Regions from separate parts of the Mus musculus genome. Here region 1 is linked to region 2. Evidence: chromatin loops called from intact Hi-C (ENCODE). Cell type or tissue: heart. All regions are shown on one strand. Each heading gives the region's core, and the rest is flanking DNA. Links, peaks and the distances in the headings are about the cores only. Region 1 holds the start of 1810058I24Rik (RIKEN cDNA 1810058I24 gene). Region 2 overlaps Dgki (diacylglycerol kinase, iota).

Region 1 (8,331 bases), core at 129-8,128, 1.8 Mb after region 2:
CCTCCTTAATGTGCCAATATTCAACAGAAGTACATGAAATCTCTCTGGGAAAGGTGTACGGGTTTGCCTGCTCTAAAAGAAGCTGGAGCTACCTTGTAACCACTATCTTATAATCAACGGTAGTAATGAGGTGAAGAAGGAAGACCTAAAATTAATGAGGGGCTCCATCCCAGGACACCCCCCACACCAACATCTGTAGCTATTCAAGCAGGTCCTACAACTGCACGGGAGCCCCCCATGTCCTCCCATACACTCTAACCCTCTTGATCACTCATAAGACCTACTGTATGGAAGGCCTGCGGCAGTCTATCCCACTGCACTGCTCAGGAACGGCAAGGAAAAACTGTACACATACCATTGATGAGCAACTATCTGCTAATATTTATATTTTTCATATTCATTCATATTTATCTAATCCATGGTTAGTTAAATATGCGGATGGGCCCAGCAATATGCAGAGCTGAGTGCAAACGAAGTCACTCACTGCGTATTGACTAAGTCCCTTTATATCCCCAACCAAATCCTTTAGTAGTGGAGAGAAGTGGCAGTATGCCAGCCAGACTGGAGAACCCTGCTAGTTCACAGCCTGATCCTCACAAGCATGCACACGTGGAATAACCACTATTACTGCCCAGGCTTATGCTGGGGGAAACTGAGGCACGGAGCAAGTAAAGATCTTACTCGTGACTACACAGCAGGTCTGGCGTGGAAAAATGGCTCAGCAGGGTAACACCCTGCACCCGAGCCTGGCAACCTGAGCTCAACCCCCTAGACCCACATGAGGGAAGGAGAACCGGCTGCTGGAGGCTGTCCTCAGACTTCTTGCACGTGCAGGCCCTCACAGGAGAGGCACGCACAGTCATCAACAGATAAACGGATGCAATGTAACAAAGAAGATGCACCTACGGTATTACATGATTCTAAGAAAAGACTAGATAAACCGGTGAATGCATGAATACGAGAAAGAAATCAATGACTATGTCAACATTTCAAATGTGAGCGTTAAGTGTGGGGAAAGGACTGGGAAAGCAGGAAGGCAAACTCAATCCAGATGAGTAGAGGCTGAGAGAAAGGCAAAGGAAAGCCACTGACAGTTGATACTTGGGATCTGGAAGCACAGAGAAGGGGATTCAAGGTTGTCCTGGAAGCTGATGTGAAAGGTGCTGGCTTGGGGAGGAGCCCGTTCCCTAAGGGTGAGTTTAGGAAGCACAGCCAGCTCCGGACTTAAGCACTTCACAGGAACTAAGAGCAGAAGCAAGCAGCGGGAGACAAGATTAGAGACAGGGAGAGAGCCTCCCAGCTGCTACACCCAGATATGGTCCCCTCACTCCGCAATTCTGAGCTATCCCAGGACAGAACCCACACAGCACGGTGCACAGGCCCCAGCAGCTGAATGAGGGTGAGTTATGAGGAGGTGATGCTACTGGGCCCCAGGGGGAAGAGGAACAGAAACTGTAGCAGTGTTCAGGTGCCCTGACACTCACAGCAGTGCTCACAGTCCAATTCCCATCTAGGTGTTCCTTCAAAGAACTTCAGCCAAGCTAGGAGCAAGCTGTGGAGTGCGGTGTGGAAATAGGGGTAATGGGTAGACAAGCCACACAATCAAATGCAAGTTTTCAACTTAGGCAACATCTCAGAGGTTACAAAGTATTCAGCTGCCTTGCACCATCAAAGGGAAGAGCCTGGAATCTTTCCACCACACCCAAGCCTCTCCTATCAGTGGGAGGCCAGTTCCCATTTCTGATACCTTACAGAAGAGACAGGGCAGTATATCTCAACCACGATTTAGTGTTTACGTGTTCAACATCTTGGCTCCTTTTGAAACCTCATGAGGTGCAAACTGAAGCATAGAAAATTTAAATAACCTGGCCAACACCCACCCAACCCCACGTCCCCAACACACACACATACACACACACCTTGAGATTAAAGATAGGGTCTAAACTCTTAACCATTTAGAAAACAGTTGAAACGGCTAATGTAAAAAGCAAGATTTGCAGAAACTAGCAGTGTTTGACCAAGTTCCACAAGAGGAAAGTTGATTCCATCTCTGTACATCTGATTCCACTTTTCCCAACAAAAGCAATGAAGAGGAGACAGACCCAGGGCAAGAGAAGGAACATCAGTTACATCCTAGCTAAGCATCTAATGGTCGGCTTCAGCATCTCTCCATAAATGTTGAAAATTTTGAATTTTCCAATCAAAACCCATGTTTAAGTACAGAGCGCTAGTCCCGCACCAGGTAGCCTCATTCAGCAAAGCACTTAAAAGGTTAAGTGTAATCGATTTAATGTTCTCCCTGCTTATCAATGAACAGCAAATGCAGTGGAAGGGCCAATCCTATCACCTTACACTAGCTGGCTGATGCTGCTTTTAAAAGTGATTCCTAACAAGTAAATTACTGCTAATTACTCCTACCTCCTAAACTAAGGCCTAGTTAGGACACTAGAGAAACCCCAGAGGCAACTGAGTCTTTGTAGGGCAGTTTTATGTAAACAATACTCATTCTCGGAGCACCAGGTAGCCACTGACCGTGGGAAAGAAAGAAGATATCTGCTTTATTAGAATTCGAAGATGAAACGCTTTCATCTGAAAGTGTTTGAAAACTTTCATCTGAAAATTTGACTGGCAAGTTTCCTAGAATCCTCAACAGGCAATTTTAGAAATACTTGATTTTTGCCAGAAAAACGTGTTAACTCAAAAAGGAGACTTGAAAGGGTGTGGGGAGGGGCAGGTTTTTACAAGAGTTACTCGCAGGGCAGTCTGACTCACTCCTCAAAGCGGGCAATCTGTAAAGGTCTGAAGAGGGAGGGCACTGTGGATCTCTCGCTGCGACCTCGTGATGTGGCTGACTAATGCACGGCGTGTGAAAGGCACTCTGAGGCCTCAAATAAGCCGTATATAATAGATGGGGGTCTACGGGAAGTCGCGTGGAGAGGACAGGAGCCAAGTCATCTTGATGACTCCTCCGACCCAACTTACCGCGAAGATTTCGCCAAGAGCTCACAGTAAGTGGTTTTTTGAAAACGCAGTCATATCACTGACACCCCAAAGTTTTCGGAACTTGAAGGACTACATATAAACAAACCCAGGCAAAGACCCAAGGACTTAGGAGGAGGCCAGAGGAAAACTGCGCGAGCAAACCCGAGGGCGACGAGCCCCAACTGCAGAGCCGTGCACCGCCGACCCGGGACCCCGGGGGAACGAGGCGACCGCGAGGCCCGATCCTCCGAGGCCCCACTCACCAGGAACTGGAGCATGATGTCGGTGGGGAGGGCGAGGAGGGTGTGAGAGGTGCTCCAGCTCCAGCTCGGCTCCGGGACTCCTCCCCGGCGCGAGGGCGGAACCCGCTGCCAGGTTCCGGTTTACGCCCCGCCCCGCCCTGCCCCGCCCTCTCCATTCCCGGAAGCGACTCGCGGAGCCGCAGCGCCCTCTGACGGCCATCTCGGGAAGCAAGAGGGCGAGGTGCAAACCTAGGCCTCTTTGAACCAAAGCCTCCGGGTGACAAGGACGCTGGCAATTGTATTAATACAGTCAGACGTGGCTGTGTTACCTACTAAACCAGGGTGGGGGTGAGGTAGCGGGTGCCATGCCAAGTGAACAACTCACTCTCCTGGGAGCCTTTATGAAGTCCACACTAATCTCCACCACAGCCGACTCTCAGACGAAAAGGGGGAAAAGGTTCCATTTCACAAAAGCCCACAAGTGTGCTATGCAGCCTAGTTAAGGGTAGTCCTCAGCCACGTGATAGATGATGGAGAGAGGTCTGCGGAGTCTGGCACGACTGGATCCAAGTAGCGATTGCTGGCAGCCACCAGCAACCTATCTGAAGTTTACTTCCTCCTCAAGTGGAGCGCGAATCATCTACCATGCAGGAGCCAAAGATGAATCCACTCTTGTCCGGTCGCGCTGCTGGTCACCCACATACACAAGCACATCGAAACCACCCTTCTCATGTTGCTCTCAGTCTTTGGAATTGACCTTTATCTAGTTAAGGGGTACTCTGGCTTCAAATAACAGAAAAACAAATCAGCTGCGCCTAGTGGGGCTGTTAACCCTGGGACAATGGCAGAGGACTACTTAACATATCAAAGTGGACCTGGCCTCCTGGTCCTCGCCAGCATCCCTCAGTCCCGGCCTGTTACAGGGTGTGGCTGGCACATGCAGCCCTCTACCCTAAACTCACCAGTTCAGGGGCTGGGCTGCTTTTCCCGATGAGGCTTTTCCCTATATAATCCAGCCATTTTGGTTACCTGAACTGTGATGGTTTACATATGCTCGTCCCAGGGAGTGGCACTATTAGAAGGTGTGGCCTTGTTGGAGGAAATGTGTCACTGTGGGGATGGACTTGGAAATCTTCCTCCTAGCAGCTTGAGGATGCTCTCTGGCTTCCTTCAGATGAAGATGTAGAACTCTCAGCTCTGCCAGCACCATGCCTGCCTGGATACTGCCATGCTTCCACTTTGGTGACAATGGACTGAAACTCTGAACCTGTAAGCCAGCCCCAATTAAATGTTGTCATTTCTAAGAGTTGTCTTGGTCATGGTGTCTCCTCACAAAAGTAAAACCCTAACCAAGACCCGAACCTTTTGTTCCTTTGCCCTTTGGGCCCCTGTATCTCATTCTGCTGCCTCTCCCCTCCTCAAAAGAGGAAAATATCTCTCTCTCTCTCTCTCTCTCTCTCTCTCTCTCTCTCTCTCTCTCTCTCTCTCTCTCTCTCTCCCAGCTCAATCAAAGTCAAGTTCTTTGAGCTCCCAGATGTCCTTGCCTCTAGCTATGTCTCCCTTTCTTCTCCAACCAACTTTCTCCTCCACCATCCCTAGTCAAGCCCTCTCTCAGAATTTCCCTCCATTTCTGTGTTTCTCCATCCATCCACCTCATTACTTCTCTCCCTCCTCCCAACTCATCTGCTAAACTGACAAAAGAGCTGATTAGAGGGGAAAAAAATAGAATAAAACATAAAGATCACACACCACCAAGGGAAAGGTCAATAGGTTTGGCATACTAAAATGTATTTAAATTGAGAAAAAATAACCCAGTGTACTTTAATAGCTGCAGAGAAAGTGGGGTGAGGCATTCTGAATTTTTTATTTAATCACTTTTACCCCTAAAAAATAATAATAACACAATGCACTGGCTAGTTTCATGTCAGTCTGGTGCAAACTAGAGTTATCAGATAGAAAGGAGTCTCAATTGAGAAAATGTGTCTCCTCTAAGATCCAGCCCCAAGGCATTTTCTTAATTATTGATCAATTGATCAGTGGTGTCTCACGCCTTTAATCCCAGCACTCCGGAGGCAGAGGCAGGCGGATTTCTGAGTTCGAGGCCACCCTGGTCTACAAAGTGAGTTCCAGGACAGCCAGGGCTATGAGGACCTGAGTTCCGGTGCTGGGCAGCTAGACTGACAAATCTCTGAGGCTTGCTAGCCATCGAGCCTAGCCCAAAGCTGTGGATTCCAAGCCAGTGAGCGACCCTGTTTCAGAAAGTAGGATGCAGAGTATCTGAAGCGTGACATCTAAGGTGAACTAACCTCTGATCTCCACTTACACATACATACACATTTAACAATTGAGGTGTTATCAATGGTGTGACAAACGCAGGAGGAAACCTAGAATACATATCGGAGAAAGCACTATAGACAACTACTGATTGGACAAAAACGAGAGGCATCCATTGTACATTCCTCCCAGTTCTTCAGAAGATCCAACATTTTCAAAATAATGTGGGGAAAGTGGGATTTAGGAAAGGCTAAATTCACACCTTGTACAGTATAGATCATTATGAAGAGAACATACACTTCAGTTATACTGATTAACTGAGTGAAAATGAATTAAAGTCCTATCTTAACTTAGTCAGAAATAGAGAGCCTGCCCTTGAAATGCCAAAACTCTGTAAATCGATGTCTAAAAACTGATTCTCTCCCCTTTGTTTTGCACAGGAACACATAACATCTTCTCCCCATGTCTCCTGAATCCAGGCATCAGCAAGGCCTTCCTACCCATTACCCTCTGCTGCAGGATGTATATCAATTCTGGTCAGCTGTGCCACTGCTGCTGCCACCGCTGCCACCACCACTGTGTCCCTCCCTCCCGCACACTTTCCCACTGCCCTCTGACCTCTAAAGTTAGTCCCCTGCACTTCTGGAAGCACTGATGAGAAAATAAGGTAATGCTGGTGCAGTAAGATGGCTCAGTGCATAAAGACACTTGCCACCAAGCTCAAGAGCCCGCCCGGAATCCTCATGGTGAAAAGAACTGACTGCCCCGAGCTGTCCTCTGACCTTGCACAAGCTATGGTTTCCTTAGCTCTGCATCTCTCACAGGCTTACAAAATGCTCAGGCTTTGATAACTGGCAGGCTTACATTCAGTCATCTGTATGTGGGTGCTCTCTGCCACCATGCACATAGAGGACAACCTGCTGGAGCTAGTTCTCTCCCTCTACTATGTGTATTGCAAATCCAATCTCAGGGCATCAGCCTCAGCAGCAAGCCTTTTATGCACTGAGCTACCCTGCTGCCGGCCCAATGCTGTGTTCTTGGTGGCAGACAATGGCTGGATGGAGATCCATGTCGGTGGCAGAGCATCTGTCTACCAGGAGTGAGGCCTTAGGTTCATTCCAGGCCAGGGGAGTGGAGCGGCAGGCAAGAGGCTTGCACTTTGGATCCAGTTACAAGTCTCCCTAAGAGTGTGCTAGCTAACAGCTATTGTTTATCTGGTGGGCAGCAAATTACTTTCAAAATGCAACAATGGCCAAGACTTTTAATGAAGATGCTTAAAAGCTGTAGAAATCTTGTTTAAAGATTTAAAAACAAAAGCCATCAACCATAATAGCACGGACTTAAGCCTACTGCTCTGCCTCCACATAAGTCAGGCCTCCGCCCTCTCAGCAGCCTCTTATGTATGGGACTAAAGCTGCTGCAGAAGGGAGAACCAGTAGTGGACAGGGGAGCGGTGACTATGTCATCTTTCCATCTGTGGCAATCACATTAATGAGAATATAGGCAGATGAACTGTCACAGTTCTTTCTTATTTTTTACAGTCCAGTCGTTACCCCCTTCCTGGTCCCATTCCTCTTCCCCCACCCCATCTCCAAGAGGATGTCCCTACCCCACCCCCACCCCTGCCAGACCTCCCTTCTCCCTGGGGCCTCAAATCTCTAGAGGGCTAGGGGTGTCTTCTCACTGAGGCCAAACCAGGCAGTCTTCCACTGTATGTGAGGTGGGGGTGGAAGGGTGGGGGTTGGGGCTCGTAACCAGCTAGTGTATGCTGCCCGGTTGGTGGCTTAGTGTCTTAGATATCTCAGGGTTAGTTGAGACGGCTGGTTTTCCTATGGGGTTGTCCTCAACTTCTTCCAGCCTTTCCCTAATTCAACTACAGGGGTCCCAGACTCCAGTCCAATGGCTGGGTGTAAGTATACTGCTTCTGTCTCAGTCAGCTGCTTGTTGGGCCTCTCCGAGGGCAGCCACGCTAGTTTCCTGTCTGTAAGCACACCATAGCATCAGTCATAAGTCCCAGGCCTTGGAGCCTTCCCTTGAGATGGATCTCAAGTTGGGCCTGTCGCCGGACCTCTTTTCCCTCAGTCTCTTCTCCATTTTTGTCCCTGCAGTTCTTTCAGACAGAGACAATTCTAGGTCAGAGTTTTTGACTGTGGGATAGCAACCCCATCCCTCCACTGGAGGTGGACTCTCTTCCTACTGTTGGACATTTCATCTAAGGTCCCTCCTTTTGAGTCCTGAGAGTGTCTCACCTCCCAGGTCTCTGATACATTTGGAGGGTCCCCCACCTCCTAAGGTTGACTGTTTCCATTCATTTTTCTGGCCCTCGGAGCTTCACTCCTGTCCCTTTCTCCTGGCCCTCCACCCCACCCCCACCCCCGCCAATACCTTAGCTAATACCTGACCATGTTCCCCTTTTCTCCTCCCCCTCCCCATAAGTCCCTCCCTCCCTCCCTCCCTCCTGTGATTGCTTTCTTCTCCCTCCCAAGTGGGATTAAAGCACCCTCACTTGGGCCCTTCAGCTTGCTAACCTTCTTGAGTTCTGTGGATTGTATCCTGGGTATTCTGTACTTTCTTGGCTAATATCCACTTATTAGTGAGTACATACCATGCATGTCCTTTTGGGTCTGAGTTATCTCAGGATGATATTTTCAAAGAAACAAAGACAGACTGTCATCATTTGAAATGCAGGAAAGGCTGAGGCTAATTCTAAGGGACAGGTTGACTTTTTGGGTCATTAGTTTTCATGGCACGAGCATGGTGTAGTTCACTACCCACTCCATGCTAGAATATCGAAGCATCACAAAGGCATGAAGGATACAGAATGTCTGAAAAC
Region 2 (8,331 bases), core at 141-8,140:
GCCTGATTTTAGTGTGTGTGTGTGTGTGTGTGTGTACATACTAAGGCCACAGGCATCAGGTCGTCTTTGCAGAGCTTGAGTTACGTGCAGTTATGAGCTGCCATTGCAAGCACTAGGGATGGATTTGGGACAGTCTACAGGAGTGCTATGCACTCTGAAGCCCTGTGCCATCTCTCCAGTCCACTTAATTATGATTTAAGAGAGAATGAGTCTGTTCTTATTTATTATTATTATCATTATTTAGGTGGGAAAAATGCCTTTTGTTTATTTGCTTGTTTATTCCTTTATAGGGAACCAAAGTCCTACAGATGTTTATGTGGTACCTGAATCCACGGCAAGTCTTTGATCTTTCTCAGGAAGGGCCAAAAGATGCGTAAGTCTGGAAACATCCTCCGTAATATGGCCATAATATGGACCATTGGAATTGGGGTCAAGGCTATTTATTATCTGATGTCTTGGTGAAGTCTTTTCTGTTTGTCTTTCATTGACTTTCTTACCTGCATTTTGCTCTTCTTGAAACCTCCTGATGCACCCCCCCATGCTGTCTTTGCATTTGTTTCCACCAAATTGTTGGATCAGTGCCTGCTGTATGCAGGACTGAAGCGCATTCTCAGAAAGCCAGGGAATGAGAAAGGACTTCTTGCTTGTCTGGTCTGGTTATGCGTGTCTGATTTTGGAGACATGCTTAAACAGAAATGTGAGTTTATAACCCAAAGGGTCATGAAATGTTTGCATAAACTTTCATTCTGGAGAGACCATGTGTGTATGAATGCATCCAGAATGTGTATCTGGGGATATGGGAGAAAGGAGAAGAAAGAAGAGAGAGAGGGAAAGATGGAGGGAGAGAGAGAGGAAGGGAGGGAATCAGAAGGGAGGGAGAGGGGGTGGAGATATGGAGATGAACTAATCATAGCTTCGGATGCTGCAGTTCAGTGAGGCAGGCATTTCAATTTCTGTTCTGTCCCCTTTCTGGATTTCTGTGTTTAGTTGGAAGTGTTGAAAATAAAGTCTAGATGTACATGACCCAGTGTAATAACAAAGAACGGGGCATTTCTCTTCCTGTGTGATTCACGGTCTTAAATCCATTGCATTACTGAGTTAGTTCAGATGACATTTGAGTTAGCAGGTTTTTTAATAAGTATTGATGTCAGTGTGAAAGAGATGTCAATATGGAGCAGTTCGTGGTGGCGCACACCTTTAATCCCAGCACTTGGGAGGCAGAGGCAAGCGGATTTCTGAGTTCGAGGCCAGCCTGGTCTACAGAGTGAGTTCCAGGACAGCCAGGGCTATACAGAGAAACCCTGTCTCAAAAAACCAAAAAAACAAACAAACAAACAAACAAAAAGAGATGTTAATATGGATGGTTTCTAGGGAATGGTATTCCTGTATAAAATGAGTAAATTAGATATTTTAAACATGTAAGGAAATAATGACTATAAACCAAATTTCTAATGTTTCCTTCTCCGAATTTCTTCACCACCAAGGTCTGCTATGAGACTTCTTTATTTTAATGTTTCTTTATGTGCCTCATTGGCTTGTGGTCTTTGGATTTGATATTTATTAATATTTTTCAATCTCTTAAGTTAGACTTTACATAGAGGGTTCATTAGGATCATAGCAAGGCGAGAAGTATTTTCAGGAAAACCTACACCATTTATTACGTGTAAGTAGATGGTGGGTTTCTGGAGCTGAGCTACCAAGGCCAGCCCTCAGCAGGAAGCTTTGCAAGGCAGAATGGCTGTGTTCTCTGGAAACCGAGCAGAAAGATGAAATGATCTGACCCCCAAACAGGCACATTCAAAGTAAAAAGACGCCAGTGGGTTTCCCCCACCTCAGCCTGAGGGTAGAGGAAAGACTGAGCAGGCAAGCTAAGGTAGACTCACGCTCACTGTAGTAATGGCCGTGGCCAGTCTTCTCTGTCTTTCTCAGCTTTCAGTTTTTCAAGGGTTGAGAGTGAGAAGTATAGATTTGAAAGGTAAACAGACTCAGGGAAAGCTAATCAAAATGAAATAAGGAGGAAACATAAAGATTACTGATTATCATCAGCCCCTTCCCCAACCCCGCCCCTGAAAAAGGAGCGAGTGACAGAAAATGGAAAAGAAGAAAGGAAGTAACCTAGACAACAATATAATGTGGGTTGAGAGGATGGGGAATTATGGGAATTCTCCCATCCTGTGTTGGTCATGGACCACCTGAGACCGAGACATGTGGTTTCTGACTCAGTGGCAGGAGTCAGTTTGCCTTGGCTCTGTGGGCAGTGAAGGATCAGGAATGTTCTCTGTGGGGAGTCCCCGTGCATTTGTCCCGAAGTTCCTCTCTACAGAGAACCGTGTGCTTACCTTGTCTTCCATTCCCTTTCCAGGCTGGAGATGTACAGGAAGGTACCAAATCTGAGAATTCTGGCCTGCGGTGGGGATGGAACGGTAGGTCCTTGAGAGAGAATCTGTCCTCTCCCTTACCCATCTATCTTCCTGACTGGGTCCCTGGGGGAGTTTTATCTTCAGCCCCAGTCTCTCCTGTCCTCTCAAATGAATGCCTGTCTGATGAGAGTCATGAGCCCCGAGGCTGAGAAGGACTTTCCAGTCCTCCAGGGAAGCACTCAGCCTTTATGTCTACGATACTGCACCGTGTTCTGTTGCAGAGGAAGGACACTGCTGTCACTGGATAAAGATTTTCACAGATGGCTAAATCCCTTTTTTCAAATACTAGCTGACATATTTCCACTTACCCCTTCATAGCTGTTGTTTATTAATCAAAATTATGTTAAAACACCCAGTACATAAAAACAAATATACTACTGCCAGGCCTCACTGTTGTTAGTTATTTTTGATGGTAGCTTTTTTTTACTAAGGCAATCTGCTGCCTCATTGTGGTTTTGATTAGCATTTTCTTGAATATTAGTGGTGTTGGACTTTCTCACACAGACATGTCCTCCATTGTTGTCTTTTGAGAAATGCTTATTGCAGTTGATCTTTTTAAACTGGATTGGGCTTCTGTGTTTGACCTCTTTAGAATTCATTATTCAGTCTGCATATTAACCCTTTGTCAGATGTATAGTTTGTAGAGTAGATAAGTAGAAAAACAAATGTATAAAAAAACAAATAAACAAATATAAAACAATGATGGACAAGAGATGCAAACATTGCTCAGTTGTTTCATACCATAGTTGTACATGCCATAGACTGATAGTACATGATAAGGCATGGTTTCCATGCAAACAGCATGTAGGATCTAGGGTTCAAATTCAGGTGGCCAGGCTTGTGTGGTAAGCACTTTACTCACGGAGACATCTGCCAGGATCACCTACCTGCCCTGCCCTTGGCTGCCTGTCTTGTGTTTTTCATTTTGCTGTTAATTTTCAGTTAACGGAAATTTTGTTTTGTTTGTTTTTATTTTCTTTTTCTTTGAGACAGGGTTTCTCTGTGTAGCCCTGGCTGTCTTGAAACTGGCTCTGTAGACCAGGCTGGCCTCAAGGCACAGAGATCCATCTGCCTCTGCTTCTTGCGTGCACTACCCCAGCCCAGCTTGCTATTTCTTTATGGGCCAATGAATGAGATAGCTCAGCAGGCAAAGGAGCTTGCAGCCGACCTGATCATCTGAGGTCAATTCCTGGAACCCATATGGTAGAAGAAAAGCTATGACTCTCAAAAGTTGTCTTCTGCCTTCCACATGCAGGCCATGGCACAAGCACAGAGCACCCACTGATTTCTATTTTCTCTCTCTTTCTCCCTCCCATTCTCTCTCTCTCACAAAACTTAAATAAATAAATAATTAAATTTCTTTGATCCCTGTTGTTTCTCTCTTGTATTACTTTTTTCCCCTGCCTTTGCTTGAGTTTCCTCAAACCAGCTGTTTGTGAATCAGTAGTCTAAAGATTTGCACACACCCACCTACTGTGGTTACTTTCATGTGCTGTGCTTTTACAGTAGGTGAGAGCCTGGTTTCCTGACAGCTCTCTTGGTGTTGGTTTGTGGCATCATCTAATGTGACTGAGCATTGACACTTAGGCTTTTATTAGGCTCCAGTCTTTGTATTTTGGTTTCACTTGTGCCTTTCCCTAGAGAAACTCTTGAGAGGTTTCCCCACCACCTCTGCAATCACTTTTGCTATTTCAGGGTTAGAGGACTAGTTCCGGCATTCACCGTTGGTGTGTTGCCACAGTTTCCTCACTAGAGGGCAGTCGAAGCTCATGCTTATCCTAATCCACATGGAAAGTAGTTCAGCTTGAACCAGATTATAACCTAAAAAAATGGTGATCAGCTCTGAAACCTAGCTGTAGATCTGGGCTTCACTCAGACACCTTATCCACAGCAACTTGCCTGTGCTCACAGACACCAGCATCAGGCCCGTGGTCACTCAAGTTGCAAAGCTGTTTCATGCTAGGAACTGAAGAAAGCACTGGAGTAGCCCCATGGCCAGTGATGCTATGTGCTGTGAATAGCTCAAATAGACCTACGGCCTAAGACAACTAGAATCAGATGAAGGTAATGCTGGCCCAAACACAAGCCTAATAGAATGGGGACTTATGTCTATGTTGGCACCAAGGTAGGTCCAGAGGCTCTTTTGTTTGCACAGGCCTGGGAGTTGAAGTTTTTAAAACTTTCTGAGTGTCATGCCTGGCACTGGGTTCCAAGGCCTAGCTAGTGCTAGAGTCGTTAATGTATCCAATCATCAGAAAATAGAAGCTTACTCTGTACTAGGCTGGGCTGAGATTGGAGTAGTGTTGGGTGTTAGGGAAGGCAGTTTTAATGCCGGATTGAATTGTACTCACATCCCCCAGCTCAAAGGGCCAGTACAGTCTCAGGTGTGAGGCTTATACCAAAGCCAGAAGAGATGCAGGCCAGTATATGAGTCTTTCGTGCTGGGGCTAAAGGTAGTAGCTAGTGGTGCTGACATATGACTGGAGGCTCTTTCCTTGAGTGCTTGCTTCTGGAGTACGGGTCTGTTTCAGACAATGGGGCCATTAGTTGGTGAGGTCTAGCCCAGTTATGGGTCTTTTGATTTTTCGCCGATGTTAGAAACCATTTTTGACGCTTAGTACTGAGCTTGAAGTCAGAGTCCTGGGCTAGCTTTCATGCCCTGCCAGCAGGTTGAGCCTGCTTTGGATGCCTGAGTCTGGAAAGCAGAGTATAGTGGAGGTAATTCTTGCTCCCTGAGAATTAACCTGGAGTCAGGGGCTGTTTCTCTTACATCTGGTTTCACTCTGGTAAGACTGATACAGGCTTTCAGGTCTAACCTAATTTCCTCCCCTTTTCCAGGTTAGGCTATCTTTGTCCCCAGCACTTGGGACTGGCTCCTTCCTGTCTTCAGTGTGCTTCTTTTTTGTTGTACTTTGACCAGGCACTGAGACATCTCACCTGAGTGAAGGTAGTGTGGTTCGTGGCAGCTTTTCAAACTACCATATGGGTGAAGCAATTATCACTGGACAAGTTTTCCCCGCCACTATCTGGCCACATTGCTATTTGCTCTTAAAAATGGGTTATATTTAGTAAGAAGTATGTGGTTTCTGCTGAAATTCTGTGTTCTTTTTTTTTGTTGTTGTTGTTGGAAGGAAAATGTAGAGCATTGGATAAGACAGTGTTGGCTCAGAGGTCAGTTCATTTCGTTGGCATTTATTACTTTTTTTGTTTGTGTGTGCATGCTCATTTATGTTCAGATATGTATGTAGAGGTCAGAAGTCAACCCCATGTGTCTTCCTCCATTACTTTCCACCTGGGCGTGCTCTCTCTCTCTGTCTCTCTCTCTGTCTCTCTAAGACAAAGCCTCTAAGCCTTTCACTGAACTATGGCATGCAGCTTTGGCTAGACTGGATGGCCAAGGTGCCCCAGGATCTTCCTGTCCCTGCCCCCATCCCTCCCCAGTGAGGAGATATAGCTTATGCACCACCAGCCCCACCCTGCATTTTAAGTAGGAATCGGGATTTCCATTCAGGTCCTCATACTGATGCAGCCAGCCTTGTGCTTACTGAACCCTCTCCTCCAGCCCCTCCTCTGTGTTATGCATGAGGAAAGTGCAGAATCTGTGTTTATCATGTCTCAGATCTCCCCTTGGCCTCTGTCTCCATGCATTTGGCAGAGATGGAGAACAGTCAGGGAAGACTCTTGTTTGTTTCCTGTGCTTTTCTCCTGGATTTGGAGTCTGATGTTTCAGAATCTCGGGATGTTATGGACCGTCTTTGATTTTCCCTGTACTCCCCTAATGATGATGCTTTATTCTCGAAGATAGCAACAGGATCTCCTTTCATAGCCTAGGAGCCCTGGGCACACACTGGAGTACAATATATGCTGATGTATACATGTCATATTGCTAATGAATGAACCTGGAATAGGGAAGATCAGTGGTTCCTTGGGGCCTTGCTTAGTGGATTATCCTCGTTGAGAAATTAGTATTTACCCTTCTTCAAGATTTACAATTATTAGCTTGTAAAATTTTTTTATAAAGTCTTGTAGCATAAAGGAAAAAACATGTGTTTTAAAAACCCTTTTGGTGGTTGGTTTTCACCAACTTGACAAAAACCTAGACATATCTGGGAAGAAAATGCCTACATCACAATGGCTTATAGGCAAGTCTGTGAGACTTGATAAATGGTTGATGTGGCAAGGCCTAGTCTATTGTGGATGGTGTCACTCCCCTTCTGCCCCCTTCTGCCCCCCAGTGATCCTGGGTTGCTTAAGATAGCATGCTGAGCAAGCCACAGGGAGTATGCCAGTCAGCAGCACACCTCCTCAGTCTATCCATCTTTGAGTTCCTGCCATGGCTTCCATCAGTGATGGACTGTGATTGAGATGTGCAAGCTAAATAAACCTTTTCCTCCCCAAGTTGCATTAGGTCATGCTGTCTTTCATAGCAGTAGATAACAAAGCCATCCTGTCTTTTCCAAAGTGTATTCGGTGATGGGTTTCCTCCCACAATGCCTGTTAAATCTGCAGTGGTTACAAGGTCTGCAGAGACATGTTTGGGGCTATGTGAGTGCAGGAGTTGAATAAGTCTTGGCCCCTTTTCTTTCTACTCTGAGGGCCACAGCTGATGTCCAGGATAGATGAGAAAATCATAGCGAATTTATTTAATTCAAGTGCTTCAGTTTGAAGACCTAAAGATCCAGGGAAAACGAATCCCTTCTGCGCTTAGGTATGGGGAGGATGACGGTGGATGCCCAGCAAGGCTGGATGTATAGATCCTTCTTGGACTGCCTGCAGCATTCATTCCTCCCCGGTGTGGGGCAGGGCCCCATCTGCATGTGGGTCTTGTGATCATCTGCCAGGTGAGGTAGAACAGATATTTCTATGGCCGGCTCCTACGCAGAAAGTCAGGGGAAAATTAGAGTTGTATTTGCAAGCTTTATAAATTGCTTCAGGGAAAGGGCTTCTAGCCACCTCAGAGAGGATGAGTTCTGATCTCTGTCACTTGCCATGGCAAGAGTGAGGGGAGAGAAAGAGGAGAGTCACGGGGAAATCTTTGCTCTCTGTGTCTGTCATTTCAAAGCACTCACCATGCCAGAGAGAGGTTGGGTGATCATTCGCCAAGTTCCGATGTTATAATAGAATTTTACTAGCTCCCTATATTAAGAATTACATCCTCTGGCGATTATTCTTTGTGGTGTCAGCAGCTCCCAGGATGACCGTTTAATGAAAGGTGAAACTCATTATGAATCTTAGCTACAGTTGCCTCCCTTATCTTACAAGCTGCTTTACCTTCCTTTGTGACTTCAGCCTCCCACACTCTTCTTCTTTAAGTTTCAGTGACAACTAGATAGAACCTGACACGTCTGTTGACCTGGGCTCAAAAGTTTTTTTTTTTTTTTTTTTAAATTCAAATCCATATGCATAGCCTACTTACCATCCCTAAGCTGCAGATCTTTACTGATTAGGGTGCCTCCCCTCTTCCAGCCCCTCCCAAGTAGCCATCCCTGCTGGGACCCCCCCCTCCTCCTCTCTCCTTTGTTTTATGTTCTAGGCAGACACATATTCCAAGAAGCACAGGGTTAGGTCCTGCAGTACTGAAGCCTTCTCTTCAGGCAGGTAACTATTTTGAAAGATGAGGTTTCAGTACTTACAGGACAGGAAGGGAGCCAAGCCCCTTGTCCCATGTGAGACAATTATGGAGCTTGAGATAAAATCCCAAAGAAAATTGAAAAATAATAGAAGAATAGAAAGGTGAAAGGTTGATCTGTCAGGAAAATAAACAGAAAACAGGCTTCAAGACACAGGAGGAAGCTGAATTTTAAGAAGAGACTGCACAATTAACAACCATTTGTGACCAAGAAACAATGGTGTCTTCAAAAAAGCAATTTAAATGGGGGAAACCAAACCAAACCAAACCAAACCAAACCAA

What was found. A loop is a pair of places that touch in the nucleus more often than their neighbours do. Peaks named below come from ENCODE experiments on the same cell type or tissue, not always from the same donor. Only the 100,000 strongest peaks of a DNase experiment are listed, where the experiment ranks them.
Region 1: a loop joins it to region 2, with 7 times the contacts of the local background. A loop is called at or near these places in 2 of 42 quality-filtered maps.

Annotation. Positions count from the first base shown.
Region 1 is chr6:35,247,697-35,256,027 of GRCm38, reverse strand. It overlaps 1810058I24Rik (RIKEN cDNA 1810058I24 gene), which reads right to left and starts at 3,318. Exons shown (of 3, transcript NM_001384235.1): 1 at 3,246-3,318. The coding sequence starts at 3,260. In heart, for the core only: CTCF peaks have their summits at 1,188 and 3,458 (motif pointing left); DNase peaks (open chromatin) are centred at 2,847 and 3,327; H3K4me3 peaks cover 3,477 bases; H3K27ac peaks cover 3,950 bases.
Region 2 is chr6:37,042,212-37,050,542 of GRCm38, reverse strand. It overlaps Dgki (diacylglycerol kinase, iota), which reads left to right. Exons shown (of 34, transcript NM_001081206.2): 11 at 291-373; 12 at 2,363-2,423. Among named protein-coding and RNA genes, the nearest start is that of Gm52857, 140 kb to the right of the region's middle. In heart, for the core only: a CTCF peak has its summit at 4,166 (motif pointing right); a DNase peak (open chromatin) is centred at 4,162.